Regions from separate parts of the Homo sapiens genome. Here region 1 is linked to region 2. A link is a contact called in ENCODE Hi-C or POLR2A ChIA-PET data. All regions are on one chromosome and are shown on one strand. Each heading gives the region's core, a stretch centred on a gene start or an enhancer-like site at or near the end of the contact. The rest is flanking DNA. Distances are from core to core; before and after follow the strand shown.

What was found. Hi-C counts contacts between places; a loop is a spot of excess contacts on that map. ChIA-PET counts read pairs that join two places held with the same protein, here RNA polymerase II (POLR2A). Pooled maps may share reads with other maps.
Region 1: a loop to region 2 is called in a map of OCI-LY7, with 6 times the contacts of the local background. The contact joins two enhancer-like sites. A Hi-C loop is called at or near these places in 8 of 168 maps with a recorded cell type or tissue (Calu3, GM12878, HepG2 and 5 more), 33 of 37 single-sample maps with no recorded cell type and 12 of 50 pooled maps. POLR2A ChIA-PET finds 5 or more read pairs at or near these places in 8 of 52 experiments (B cell, GM10248, GM12878 and 5 more).

The regions. Positions count from the first base shown.
Region 1 is chr17:57,440,943-57,445,514 of GRCh38, forward strand. The region is part of intron 6 of MSI2 (musashi RNA binding protein 2); the gene reads left to right. Among named protein-coding and RNA genes, the nearest start is that of MSI2-AS1, 170 kb to the right of the region's middle. RefSeq lists an enhancer at 257-316 and a silencer at 3,309-3,378. Within about 2 kb of position 2,414, at least 15 of the 41 ENCODE cell types and tissues checked have a DNase peak (open chromatin) inside an H3K27ac peak, as active enhancers do; they include OCI-LY7, gastrocnemius medialis and heart right ventricle, where a contact is called at or near this core.
Region 2 is chr17:57,355,899-57,360,579 of GRCh38, forward strand. All of the region lies in intron 5 of MSI2 (musashi RNA binding protein 2), which reads left to right. Among named protein-coding and RNA genes, the nearest start is that of MSI2, 100 kb to the left of the region's middle. Within about 2 kb of position 1,558, at least 23 of the 41 ENCODE cell types and tissues checked have a DNase peak (open chromatin) inside an H3K27ac peak, as active enhancers do; they include OCI-LY7, gastrocnemius medialis and heart right ventricle, where a contact is called at or near this core.

The DNA.
Region 1 (4,572 bases), core at 1,164-3,663, 86 kb after region 2:
CTCGGGTCAGGGGCCATCCCGGGTGGGAGCTGTAGCTCTGGCCAGCTTGCTCCTGTCAACACTGCCCCCTGCCGCTCTCCCAGGGCTGCAGGGACCTGGTCGTGCTGGAGACGGATGTTTTCAGGCAGCGCTTTGTAGGAGGCAGTGACGCTGGTAACCCACTAATGTGAGGATGAAGTCTTTGTATTCTGTTTCCATTGACGGGGACGGGTTTGCAGAACCACCCACACCCTTGCCTGGGCCTGGTGACTCATGAGGACAAGATGGCTGACCAAGGAGAGGGAGAGGTTCCACTCCCTCCAAGGCCCAGGGCTGACTCTTTTTCATGCATTTGGTGCTAAATTGCTGCCCTGAGGCTCTTGAATAGCTTGTATGAACTCTGGTCCACCCCTCTTGCCTCTCCTAAATCCCTTGGGAGGTGTCCCCATGCCCTACACACTGCCTGCTCTGTCACCTCACCACCCTGCAACCAGCTGGGCTGGCTGGTTTTCACTGCTGGGAGGTAGATTTTTTTTCAAGAAGTATGAAAGTATCATTGGCATATAGACAGACCTCTGCACTCAGCTGGAACTGGGTTTTGAATCGCAGCTTCAGGACTCAATAATGTTGTAAATCTCTGAACTTCTTGGAGACTTTGTTTTAGGAAGACAGGACCCTATAAGACAAAGTCCCTCTGTGAGGTCCAGCACAGAAGGCATCTCTCACCAGGGTCCCTTTCTTTTCCCTTTTCTCTCAGCCTGATTCTGTGCTTTCTTTCTTCCTTTTCGTTGTTATTTAAACTTATGCATGTAATTTCAGCCTCATAAGGGACATTATGTAGATTAATTGCCATATGGGAAGTACTTAAAGCATGTTGCCTGGCACACAGTAGGTGTGTAGCAATAGTAGTCATTGTTTTAGGCAAAGATGATGCCTGCAGGGGTTTCTTTCATTATTATTTCACTATTTATTTCATAATTGTAGCTTCATGGGGAGGACAGAAGGGTGAAGGGATCTCAGGGAGGCATTCTTCCCTTCACCCTGGAGACCTCCCTTGCTTGGCTGTACATTTAAACTGGCCTCCGCGTGGGTTCATGGTCCTGTACATCAACACAGCTGATTTTTTTTTTTTTTGAGACAGAGTCTTGCTCTGTCTCCAGGCTGGAGTGCAGTGGTGCGATCTCGGCTCACTGGGTCCTCCACCTCCCGGGTTCAAGCGATTCTCCTGCCTCAGCCTCCCAAGTAGCTGGGACTACAGGCGCGTGCCACCACGCCCGGCTAATTTTTGTATTTTTAGTTGAGACGGGGTTTCACCGTGTTGGCCAGGATGGTCTCTATCTCTTGACCTTGTGATCTGCCCGCCTCAGCCTCCCAAAGTGCTGGGATTACAGGCGTGAGCCACTGCGCCTGGCCAACACAGCTGATTTTTATAAACCTTCTAGAGACATTTGCCTTCTTGGTTTTTAAGCATAAACAACCTCACTTTTGTAAAGGGGAGTTGCTGTAAGATTCAGAACTTGGAGAGGTTTTTGTGTGGGCGTTTATTTTTCTTAAACAGCACGAGGTTTGTGGGATTCTATAGGGTTTTGTACAGCCTGACCAGCAGTTAGCCATCTCCCCTCCCCTTCTCCCGGAAGAAATGGGTGTTTTGTTCTCCACTGGCCTCTCCTCGTGTGTTTCTTCTTCTGGGAAAAAACCCACAACCCCAGGTTCTGTTGCCCAAGATGAGACTGGATGAAAATCAAGAGGGGTTGCTGACGAGACCCTGGAATGCCCAGAGAACAGAGGGGTGGGAGCGAGGGAGGCGGTGCTGGCCTGGGGCCATCTTACTCTTCCTTTCTTCCTGACAGGTGTGTAGAATGGCATCTCCTGCCGGCACGCTGGGGGCCTGGGATACCTCTGGCAGACAGTGCTGGAAATTTAATGCTCCTTGAAACAGGAGAGCCTGAGAATGCTTACAAAAATCATCCTTATTAAAGTTTGAAGGGATGAAGAAAAGCGCTAATGGGAGAGACCCTATACTTACAAACCCACCTTGAAGGGGTTAGGGGTTACTTCCCACCTGCCAGCACCTTCCCTGCTCTGAGGAAACAGGAAACCTGATGGCTGGGGGCTTCAGGGCTCTGGGGACAGCTACCGTTTGCGGCCTGTCTGCCTGGCTGATGTCTGTGCCTGTCTGCAGCTGAAGGCCCACTTAGGACAACAAAATCCAGCCAAGCCGGCTGGCTGGGGCTGAGTGGGGCCTTTTGGCTTCAGGTGACTTTGTGGCTTCGGCCTTGGGTAAAGGGAGTGGGGGGCCATGTGTGGAGCCCTCTGGAAGGTCTGGACTCCTGCTTTTCCTTGGCTCTTCTCGTTCTCCAACCACCCCCAAGGTTCAGCAGAGTCTTGGGCGCGTCTCCTCCGTTTGTGCCGCGTGTTTGTGGCAGCAGCTGTTGGTGCTGACTAATAGGACTTCCTGGCAGCTGTGCCGGGCACACGTGGCACCGGCAGGAACTGCCTCTCCTCGGCTGCCCAATCTGTACCCCAACCACCAAAGAAAGGCCTGGAAAAGGGGCTGAGAGAGGCTGCTTGAGTGGGAAAGCCCTAGAACTTGGTGACTCACAGATCCATAGAACACGGTTGGAAGAACCAACTCCCATCTGCAGAGGGGAGCACTGGGTGCCTAGGAGGGGTCTCTCAGGTCGAAGAGCAAGTTAGGGGCTGAGCTGACACGTAAAACCCCATCTCCTCCCTGCCCCCTGAATGTGTTTGCTCTGCCCGTGTGAGACAGGCTTGTCAGGGGGTCAGCCTGAACCGTGTCACTCACTAGCTGTGTCCTTGGGCAAAGCTTTTCACCTCTCTGTACCTCAGTTCCTCCAGAGACAAAAGGGGATCATCATTGTCCCTACCTTAGGGGCTTTTGAGGACAGGGTGAGCACCCAGGGCAACGTGCCTGGGACAGTAAACCTCAGCAGATGCCACTTTGCTTTCTTCCTTACCAAAAACTGGGCAGATGCCTCTCTCCTCCTGAGTCCAGTGGTGTCTGTGTCAGATGCCCTAACGGATTCTCAGGAATTGCAGCTGACATCCGGTCATCATCTTTGGTTTGGGGTGGATGGGGGCAGAGCCAGGGAAGAAGACAAGAAACGGGAGAACCTAAGTGCTTGCTGACTTCTGCCCCATTCCCCTCACCCCAAACCCTTTTTTAGAAAGGACTCGAGAGGCCTTTTAGGGTCAAGATTACCAAGGCCTGAGTGACCCTGCAGAATTCCTGCACATGGCTAGGCATCCTTTGTCTGATAATGACAGCCACTGCTCACACAGCGTCTACAGTGCACCGTCAGCAGCCTTAGGAGGCAGATTCTATTATCTGCTCTAGTTTACAGGCAAGAACACAGCACGGGCCAGGCACAGTAGCTCACGCCTATAATCCCAGCACTTTGGGAGGCCGAGGCAGGTGGATCATGAGGTCAGGAGTTCGAGAGCAGCCTGACCAACATGGTGAAACCCCCGTCTGTACTAAAAATACAAAAATTAGTCGGGCGTGGCGGCGGGCACCTGTAATCCCAGCAACTCGGGAGGCTGAGGCAGAATTGCTTGAACCCGGGAGACAGATGTTGCAGTGAGCTGAGATCGTGCCACTGCACTCCAGACTGGGTGACAGAGCAAGACTCCGTCTCAAAAGAAAAAAAAAAAAGAACACAGCACGGAGAAGATGCCCAGAGCCCTTCACTGTGGGCCCATGAGATGACACAGATCTTTCCACTAGGCCATCCTGTTTTGTTGCTGGAGAACTTTGTCCCTGGAAGGGCAGAAATGATTATTCTGGTTGCCCAAGGCCTGGTGGCCCAGGTAGGAGAAGGAACCTTCCAAGGCACATCCAGAGGAAAGCCCGGGGTTGGCGGGGGGTGGGGAGGTGTCCGCTCTGTGGCTATAATTAAGCCTCTCTGCCTGCTCTTCCTTTTCAACCACCAGCTTTTCAGGGGTTTAGATAACATGGCTTTGTGCTGATGGCCCTTTCAGCACTCAAACAGGAGGACCCATCTCAGCTCCTGGCATTCACGGGGCATAGTTCCCCTTTTCTCCTCACAATGCTGAATTTTTAAAAAGTGGAGTGTTAGCATAGGAAGAGTAGCTGATATCTGGGCGTTTTTCATAGAAATTCCATGATGGATGTTTTCCCCAGGATGCACTGCCAGTGTCCCAAAGAGAGACTTATCAGTTAAACCTGCCTGGCTCCAGAGGAGTCGCCGCAGACTTCCTGGTAAATACCCCCGAGCCAGGAATGCGTTTGTGAAATTTTTAGGAGATGATCCCAGAAAAGCTTCCTTCGGTCACCAAGCCGCGTGTTTGTGTCTGGAGATGAAGTGTGTGAAGGAAGATGTTTGCTCCTGAAATGAGACATTTTGTACATACAAGCCTTTTATGTGACATTGAAGTCAGATGCTGAGCTGTCCGATGCTGGGGTTTGAAGGTGAAAGTTGACTTTACCTCCTGTAGTGACAAAGTTCTGTGTCAGCCTGAATTTCAATTTCCTGGGACTTTTGTCTGTCTACAGCTCAACATGGTATCCTCAGCACCTTTGGGGTCTTTTGTTGTGTTGTTTGTTTTTTT
Region 2 (4,681 bases), core at 308-2,807:
CATGGGCTATGTTTCCCAGGCTAGAGTGCGATGGCACAATCTCAGCTCCCTGCAACCTCTGCCTCCCGGGTTCAAGCAATTCTCCCTGCCCCAGCCTCCCAAGTAACTGGGATTACAGGCACCCACCCCCACGCCCAGCTAATTTTTTCTGTTTTTAGTAGAGTTGGGTTTTCGCCACGTTGGCCAGGCTGGTCCCGAACTCCTGACCTCAGGTGATCTGCCCGCCTCAGCCTCCCAAAGTGCTGGGATTACAGGCTTGAGCCACCGTGCCTGGCCAGTCTTTTTTAATCTTTTGCTTAGGAAAGAGAGTGACGGGGAAAGAAAGGTTTAATTCTGGACCTTACTACCCACACATACCAGATCTCCCCTCTTTGCATAACTTCTTTTTTGGCGGGCATGTTTCTTCATTTTTATCTTCTTGATAACTTTGATGCCCTGGTTGGACTCTTAAGCAGATTATCCTTGGGTGGGGACGTCAGCAGGGAGAACCACCCCAGACTAAGACAAGTTGTGTTTTGTCTGTCAGCCAAAAGCACTCTTAGCAATCCGACATAGACATCATTTTAGATGTACAGAGAAGAAAGAACAACACAGTATTGATAAGATTTCAGCAAGATCCCCCCTCCCCCAAAGACGAAAACACACAAAACTTAATGCATTGCTCTGTAATGCCTTGGTTCCTAGTTTCCTAATTAGGCCTGTGGTTTAGCAGAGTGCACCATCTCAATACACAGATGGTTTTTATGTAAAAAAATTTTTTTCAAATGTTAATTTCCAGTGACTGATGTTTTATGCCTAAATCATTTTCCATTGTTTATATTTGATAAGAACTGTATTTGAACTGCTCCTTTATAAGTTGGAGTCTTTTGTAATGGGATTTAACTTACTGGTTTTACAGGTGTATGAAAATGTTAAGCCGTGTATTGTATTTGAGAGTTTGAAAATTCTTCGTTGCAGCTAATTTAAGAAAAAAAAAATTAAACAGGTGATTAGCAGCTGCTTTCGGTTTTGAATGTCCTCGCTTTGGGGTTTTGTGTTTGCTTATTCGTGTGCAAATTGGTGTGGTTATTTTGGACCGGTTGAGACGCTCCAACATTGCACCTCCCAGGCCAGCTGCCCAGGGCCCATTCAGTAGACCCTTCCCCGCTTCTCGGGGCTGATTTGTTCTCATCTTGTGTGCTCGAGAGCTTGCTCTCTCCTTAATGATTCAGGCCTTCCTGAGAAAACAAAGCAGCTCTGGCCCCGTTTCTCCTTGAGGACAGCCTTGTTCACTGCCACAAAGACCCTGCTTTCTCCCCAAGCAGAGGAACTGCCTCTCGGGGCAGCCAAGAACCACAGACCCAGGCGGCTGCAGCTCCTACTTCTGAACTTCTGGTCTCCCGAGTGACAGCTTCTGCATGGTCTTAAGCTCCAGGACCCCCAAGGCCACCCAGAGTCAGAGTCCACCGCCGGTGGGAAAAACAACATTAGGAAGTGGGTGGTGTGGTGTAGAAGGGGCTGCTTAGAGCTTCTGGCCTTCGGAGCTGGATCCAGCCACTTGAGCTTCATTCGGCAGCACACAGACACCTCCCCTCCCTCCTGCTCTGCCCCAGACCTTGTGCTTTCTTGGCACCGCTGGGTCGTGCCTGCTCAGACCTGGTCAGTGTGCTTGCCAGGGCGAGGAGAGCTTTGCATAGGCCGCTGCTGCTTACTTATTAACGATGACGCTGGTGGGAGCTGCGCCACCAGCTCCCTATCCAGGCCTTTGTGGTTGCATCCTGTTCACATAAAGGTGAAATCATGACCTGCCCGACTTGATTTTTCAGTTGAGGGGCTTTTGTGTATGTGTCGTTCTTGATCCAGTAAGAGGATTGTGCTTTCATTCACAAAGATTTGATCAGTAAATAGGAAGAGAAAATACTCAAGGGAGAAATGCTTAGTGTTCCGATTAATACATTAATCTTTTTTTTTGATGAGCTGAAGGTGCTCTGTTGTTTCTCTTGACTGAGTCTTTGCCCTTACCTTTGACCTTAGTGACTTGATCATCCAGCCAGGATCTCTGTACAGCCCCATCTCCTTTCTGAGGTCTTGTGGTCACACACATGCTTTCCTGCTTCTGTCTTGAATGATACTCAGTGAACCCCACAGCTTTGGGGGCTGCTATTTGAGGCACCACACTTGGCAGGCTTGGCTCCCACGGGGAGTTGCAAAGCTTGCAGTTATAGACCTTGGCAACTATTTGCCCTTAAAGAAAAGCATCAGTGAAAAGTTGAGGGCAGAGGGAAGAAGAGAAAGATCTTCGTGGGTTTTTCTGTGTGTGTGGGGGGGTGTGTGTGTGTGTGTGTGTGTGTTTATGGACAGCATTTGTACCTGTAAAACCAGAATGACTCCTTCAGGCATTTTTTCTCCTGGGTGGTTGCATTCATGGGCTGAAGCTGGCTCTTCTGAAGATTGCAATGATATTTAAGGTTAAGGGCTTGCCAGGTAACACCTTGAATGACTCAAGGCTCTGAGGCCAGGCTGCGTCCATTTGAAGGAAGGAAGCATCTTTTTCTGATTCATGCAAAGGCATCTTATGGACTAATGGTCATCCTAGAAAGTCATCACTAGTACAAGGATCTTTTGGAAAAGTGAGATTGGAGAAGGTTGAGTATGAAAGTGATGTATTAGAAAGGTGAATATGGGATGTGAGATCCTAGTCATTAGCGTTTGGAGGGGGCCTTGGAGGTTTGTTAGATCAAAGCTTTCATTGTGCAAATGAAATGGCCCAGTGAGGTTAAAAGAGGGAAGGTCACACAAATTCCATGAAAACCATAAGTACAAGGTTTGAGGAAAATAATTTTAGGACAAATAAAAGAAGTGCTGATTTTCATTGCACTTCTAACAGTTTTATAGAAGTGTCTGTACCTAAAGTGTTGTACATGTTAAAATGTAAATATGGTCAAGAAGATTGTAGGTGAAATCGAAGATGATATGTTGCTAGGGCCCAGCCCTAGCAACGTATCATCTTTTGAGGAGTGTTCCTCATACTTTGAGATTGGTTTTATAGAGGGCTGTTCCTTATACTTTGCGATTGGTTTTATAGAGGGCAACTCTGTTCACCCACAAAAGTCTCTTGATGCCATTGCTGGCCAGAACTTGGGTGGGAGAATGGGAACTGTTCAGCAGAGCAGGTGAACAGGTGGTCCTGCCATCCCAGTGGCAGGGGCCCCTTCCTTTCTCCCGCCACTCCCGGAGGAATGACCCTGCATCTTATGCACTCTCTCCGATTCCCCAAATCCCCTAGGTCCCACTGCTTGGGTTTGGGGAGTGGGGCACATCTCTGCTGAGAGCCAGCCCATCAAGCTGTCTGGGTCTCATGGTGGCATATCTTTGTTCCAACTCAATATGGGCATTTTAATCTTTATTTATTTTTAAAATTTAATTTTATTGAATTCAGCTTTAATATTATTGAATTCAGCTACAAGGGAGATAGAATAGGGTGATTGATAGTTAAGAGCATGGGTCTTAAAGTCAGAAAGACAAAGGCTCCAAGTCCAGTTACCAACTTCTGTAATTCTGTAATTCTGGGGGGCGGACTTACCTGTCTGAGTCTTAGTTTCTTCAACTATAAAATGGATGTCCCAGTACTGCCTCCCTGCCAAGGTTGTCTGAGTGAGTCCTCAATAAAAGCTGGTAGTGAGATTAATAGCACTTGATGGCAAAGTTTGTACCCAGTCATGGGTAGGGGAATTGCATCTGCCATCCAGTGGCTGAGGTCAAGTGATGACACCCCAAACTATAGGATCCTGGCAGCTACAGCAGGCATTGCTGCTTCCCTTTCGGAAATCCCAATTGTTGAGGCCCTGGCTGAAGCCCTGTCGAGCCCTTGGTGACCCCACTACCATTTCCTTTATGGTTGGCTTACTCTGCTTTCTTTTGCAATGAATATAGTTTAAAATTTCTTTATGAGTGTTCTCCTATTTGCTGCCTTAGCCTGTCACCCACTATGCTGAGCTCCCCACCCCTCGTGATGCCACTCAGCACCTTTATTTGTGATGTGGGGTATTCTGGGAAACTCTTCACAGGCAACTCAGGGAGCCTGGCCCTCCATCTTATCTCTTAGGAAATCCTCAGGTGTCCCAGGGTTTGGCACCAGAGAAGTGCTGTAGACCCTGTTTTCCAGAAAGCTCCGTGCCTTCACGTGTGGTGAGGGAGTGGCTGCCCAGAGCAGGCGAGGAGGCACTGGGGGTTGCACCCATGTTTTATTATGATGGGGGCTTCAGAAGCCAGATGTCTGCAGCTACTTGGAGCAAGCCTGGGTCTTCCTTAGACTGCAGTTTTAGGACTTAAGGAAGGAGCTGGGCTGCTGCCACATGCTCGTGCTTGTGTGTTTAATTTGTTTATTGGTGGATTTTCTACCCTGCCTCACATCAGAAAGGGCTTGAGGCCCAGGGGTATAATAGGTGAAACTTTTTCTCTTGAACAGTTTTGCCTTTTCCTAACTTCTCCGAGCCTCTGATCTCTAGGAGAGGCTAGTCAGCCCTTGGTTTAGGGGCTCTCCCTTGCTGAGTAGGGTTTTGGCTTTGTTGGGGCTGTCCAAGGGCTCCAGGTTCCACTTTTAGCTGCACAGCTGACTTGTCTCTTGTCCCCAGATGCTCTCCTGGCCCGTGAGGGCCATAGCATCTCAACTCATTTAATCTGGTAGCACTGAGGTGGGCAG